Regions from separate parts of the Mus musculus genome. Here region 2 is linked to region 1. The links are chromatin loops, found by intact Hi-C in ENCODE. Cell type or tissue: gastrocnemius. All regions are shown on one strand. Region 1 overlaps Pbrm1 (polybromo 1). Region 2 overlaps Pbrm1 (polybromo 1).

Evidence for each region. A loop is a pair of places that touch in the nucleus more often than their neighbours do. Peaks named below come from ENCODE experiments on the same cell type or tissue, not always from the same donor. Only the 100,000 strongest peaks of a DNase experiment are listed, where the experiment ranks them.
Region 2: a loop joins it to region 1, with 2.5 times the contacts of the local background. A loop is called at or near these places in 4 of 42 quality-filtered maps.

The regions. Positions count from the first base shown.
Region 1 is chr14:31,036,098-31,038,597 of GRCm38, reverse strand. All of the region lies in intron 7 of Pbrm1 (polybromo 1), which reads right to left. Among named protein-coding and RNA genes, the nearest start is that of Pbrm1, 18 kb to the right of the region's middle. In gastrocnemius, no CTCF peak of the experiment used is centred here; no DNase peak of the experiment used is centred here.
Region 2 is chr14:31,112,602-31,115,101 of GRCm38, reverse strand. Pbrm1 (polybromo 1) reads right to left here. Exons shown (of 33, transcript NM_001081251.1): 30 at 1,098-1,253. It also overlaps a transcript of Smim4 not described here. Among named protein-coding and RNA genes, the nearest start is that of Smim4, 15 kb to the left of the region's middle. In gastrocnemius, no CTCF peak of the experiment used is centred here; a DNase peak (open chromatin) is centred at 1,200.

The DNA of each region.
Region 1 (2,500 bases):
CCCCAACTTCTTCACATCAAGTCACTGCAGGATTGAACTTGCAGATGCATCATCTCCCACTGAGGCCAGGCAAGGCAGCAGCAGTTAGGGGAATGGGATCCACAGGCAGACAATGGGTTCAGGACAGGCCGTGCTCCAGTTGTTGGAGGACCTGCATGAAGACCAAGCTGCACATCTGATACGTGTGTGTGTGTGTGTGTGTGTGTGTGTGTGTGTGTGTGTGTGTGTGGACTCAGTTCAGCCTGTGCTTGCTCTTTGGTTAGTGGTTCAGCCTCTGGGAGGATCTGAGAGCATCCAGGTTAGTTGATTTTAGCCTCAAACTGTTAAAATTCTTCTGCATCAGCTTCCCACTTGGCTGGAATTCTAGGAACACACCAACTGACACAGTTCTTTAGGTCAGGGTGAACCCAAGCTTTTCATATTTGCAACACAACACTGGCATCTACAAAACTTGTATTTGACAACTACGAGATTCAAATTTGCAAACACATACACACTCCTCCCTCATAATACTGTAAAGGTATTTAAAATTTGTGTTAGAACACAGGTGGAACACATCTGTGAAATTCTTCTAATCTGAGCTCATCCCAAGAAACAGACACACTGGAAAATGCCCTCACAGTCTTCATGATGCCCCTCACATTCATTTCTCTTAGGCTATCCTACAAATTTTGTCTCTTAACTGACTGAAGTTGACCAAAAATCTAAAGTGGTTTTGTTCACTTTTAAAATTTTTATAACATTTTAAAATTAAAATATTGTTACATCATTTGCCCCCTTCCCTTTCTTCCTTCTAACCATTTCCATGAATCCCCACCCTCCTTTGCTCTCTTAAATTTATGGCCCCTATTTCCAAATTATTACGTGTGTGAGTATGTCAGTGTGTGAGTGTATGTGTGTATTCTTAAATATAGAAATGCAACCTGCTCAGCCCACATGCTATGTGTGCATATGAGGACTTGGTACTGGGTAACCAATTTGGGGTTCTTCCCTGGGAAAGACTATTTCTCCTACTCTCCAAATTTCTCAGTTGCCTTAGTTCTCTGACTATGGTTGAAGACCTATGGGATTTTCCCCTCCACATTAGCATGTTCACTGATGATGTCCTTGCTTCCCTGACATTTCTATAAGACACAATCTCATAGTAAACTTGTGTTCTTCTTGCTCTTACCGTCTTTCCACCATCTCTTCAACTATGATGCCTACGTAATTTTTGTTCTTGTAGACAGAATGAAAATAAAGTTAAGATCTAAATCAACAGTGTCTGAGTTCATGAATTGCCAGAGGTCACCATGAGTTGTCTCCCTCTATCACTTTCATCTCACTTTATGAGACAGGGTCTCACATTAAACCTGAAACTCGCCAATTTGTCTAGACTGGGTAAACAGCAAGCCCTAAAATCCTCTTACCTTTGTTAGCTCAGTGCTGGGATTATAGGAGCACAACCATATACAGTTTTTTTTAAGGGTGCTGAAAGCCTACCTCAGGTCCTCAAATCTGTATGTCAAATACTTTACTGAGTCACCTTCCCAGTACCAAAAGCTGAGGTACACATACAGGCAAAACATGCATACACATACAAAAGCCTTAAACATTTTTAATAGAAGTTATCACTGTGGAGTAAGTGCTGAAATAGAGTTCTTCTTAAAATATACTGTTAAAAAGAACTAAAAGGAGTGTTAGGGTCACAGACATCTTTGCAGTGTAAGAAGCTATAATGAAATCATACTTGTATCCCTATTAATCTTCTCTTATATTTGAAGCCACATGAGGCCCTGATACCTTAAAAGGGTCTCACTTATCCAGCAAATCTCTTCTGTCTTAGGATGGAAAACTCAATTTGTCCTTTTCCATCACCAGGACAAAAGGAAACTAAAAGGAGGAAGAATTTATGTGTCTTCTTCTCACCCTATCTCTTGAACAGAGACATATACAATTAATAATCTTTTTTTAAAAGTCAACCTTTGGGGATTGGGCAGATGGCTCAGCAGTTAAGAGCACCTGAGAAACGAGAATCCAATCTCTAACTTCCTCTCGCACAAGGTACTCATATGGTGTGCATGTATATATATATATATATATATACATGTGTGTGTGTGTGTATGCATATGTATATACATACATACATACACACATACACACACACAGAGGCAAACACTTATACCCATATTTTAAAAAGCCACCTCTAATCAAGTAAAATAACAGACTATGTCCTTTGTGCTTTCTGCTGAGGCCATGAAGAGTATCACTTGGCTACCTCTGACACTGTCCCTTTTTTTTTGTTTGTTTTGGTTTGTTTTGGTTTGGTTTATTTGAGACAGGGTTTCTCTGTGTAGCCCTGGCTGTCCTGGAACTCACTCTGTAGAACAGGCTGGCCTTGAACTCAGAAATCCACCTGCCTCAAGTGCTGGGATTAAAGGCATGCGCCACCACTACCCAGCAACACTGTCCCTTTAATCTTACTTACAACTAATAAATAACTCTTCAAGCATTTAAAATT
Region 2 (2,500 bases), 77 kb before region 1:
TTATGGCCGTCCTCTAAGGAACACAGAGTGTGGCTGCACTGCAGGAGTGGAATGCATGCATGTCATCCCTGACTTGGGATGGTGAGGCAGTTGAATGTTGAGTTCCAAGCCAGCCTGCCTGATCCTGTCACAATTTTTAAAAAAGTATGGTGGAGTTAACATTTGTTTTCCCTACACACTATTGGGTTCACTATTATTTGAACCCATGTAGAACTCTATGGGCAATGGGTCCAAGCATAATGAAAGTAAGCCTGCCCTGCTCCACCCACATGAGTTTTCACATGAGTTTGGGCTCTCTTCGATGACATTTCAGTAATGGATTGACTGCTGCTCCAAGTCATTTAAAAGTCCATTTCCCCCTAACTAGATTATAGCCAAAAGTAAGTTCTTTTGCATATGATGAAAATTATGGAAACTTGTGATTTTCCCATCTTTTAACTTTCATTATAAAGTGAAATAATGTAGTAAATTCTGAGTTCCATTTATATATTTTTACATAGAAGAATTTTTGGCTTCTATTGACATACAAATATGTCCATAGCTAACAAGGTCATGTTATGCTTGTTAGGGGACTCAAGACTAATTCAATATAAAGCTCCTTGCCTTCCTACACTGTGTTACAAAGTGAAGGATTGCTCGAGAGCTTCACATATGCAGTTCTGATTACTTCAAAAGGGCTACTGAGGAGGAAGCGTTAGAACAGGGACTCTATAATGAAGACCCTATGAGATAAGAATTTCACTAGGTAAAGAAATGCTCTGGGAGTAAAAAGTACTTTTACATATGACTCTGAACTGGCAATTCTCTGATAAGAGGCTGTGGCCCTTAAGGCTTTTCAAACGTCCTATCTGATAATGGACCATGCCTCCAGCTCCTTGATCTAAGGATCTGGTCTCTGCAGTACATCCTCTGCTGCTGGTGGTAGGTCACCTGATTAACACATAGGACAGTCCCTACTACTGACAGCTCTGGGATTCTGTGTGAGGAAAGCCTGGCCTCATGGGTAGAACGTGCCTCCTGGAAGAACTGGCTGAGACAGGAAAAAGAATTTTTAAAAAAAAATGAGATTAATGAGTGAATGAGGATGAAGTTCTTACCCGGTGGTGGGATGCCTGGGAGGCCAGGCACACCTGGCGGAAGATGGTGAGGTGGAGGCCCCCCAGGGTGAAGTGGCTGCATGCTGCCCATGCTAACAAGGCCATCAACTGGGCCCTGCAAAGGTGGAAGGCCTGGCGGATAGCCACCCATCATGCCTTGAAGGACACAACAAATTTCAGACATGCATCATTAACATGCAACATGAGCTAAGTAATAACAACCCCCTCCATGCACTACCAATGAATAAGCACCCTTAGTACTGCATGATATAACAGCAATTAGTGCAATTATTTTGTTGCAGTAATGAACAAAATAAAGTTACAAATATGAAATCCAACACTTTTGGATGAATTAGTATTTAGTAAATTATTGCTTATAATTATTTTCAATAAGCTAAACATAATGTTTTCATTTAATAAAAGAGTTCTAGTAACAGTTTCCTCAAGGACAGGACTATTGCAAACTGTTCAACCAGTGACCAGTTCTGCCACCTGCAACTCCAAGTGATCAGTACATACCCCATTACGCCACTCTGCCCACAGTCACATCCCTATCGTGGGTGCACATGAAGGGAAATCAGAATGGGGGGAAAATGAGGTGCACAGTCCTGATCACAAGGCATGGTTCTCCAGTTTGGGAGCAAAAAAGTTTCAAGACTTCTTCATATACTCCTCCCTTCTATCTCCACCACTGCTGTTAAGAATGGATTATGTTAAGGTTTGAGCTGGAGAACAACTAACAGCTATCACAACAAATAATATTTCATCTTTAGATTTCAAAATATGTTAAGGAGGAATCTAAATTTTCTCAAGCCAACTAAAGTCCAGATAATTCAGAAACCTACATGCAGCAGGCCCGAAGGAAGAGCAGCTCTGCTACTACAAGAGAAAATGCCCGTTGTCACCTCTGTCTGCAGGCTCACACTGTGTCATGTAACCCTTCAACTGATAGGAGCATTAACGAGGCACAGAATTCCTATGGACAGAGGCTTTTGTCCCTTTGTTTTCCAAGCATACCATCATATAAAATCTGGCTAGGGAAATGTTATGGCAAACAAGTATTTTTGGAAAACGGGTGGTAATAAGAATAATTTCAGTGAGGACTCACCTATCAAAAACATAAAAACAAAATATGACTCGGAATCTGCACAAGTCTGAATAAATAATGTAAAGCCCCCTCTGGAGTACGGTCACTTTTAGGCAGTTTCTCACCTAGGAAGGGCAAAGGCATAGCACCAAAATACTCTTTGAAGAAAGTTCAGTCTTACTTTCTTTGAGGAGGTATTTGAAACATTTGTTTGCACAAGTTTAGTCTTCTAAAGCTATGGCACACAGAGAACCCTAGACTGACTCACCTTGCCTCCCTAGTCACATCTAAACTGGCTACAAAAACTTACAACTAC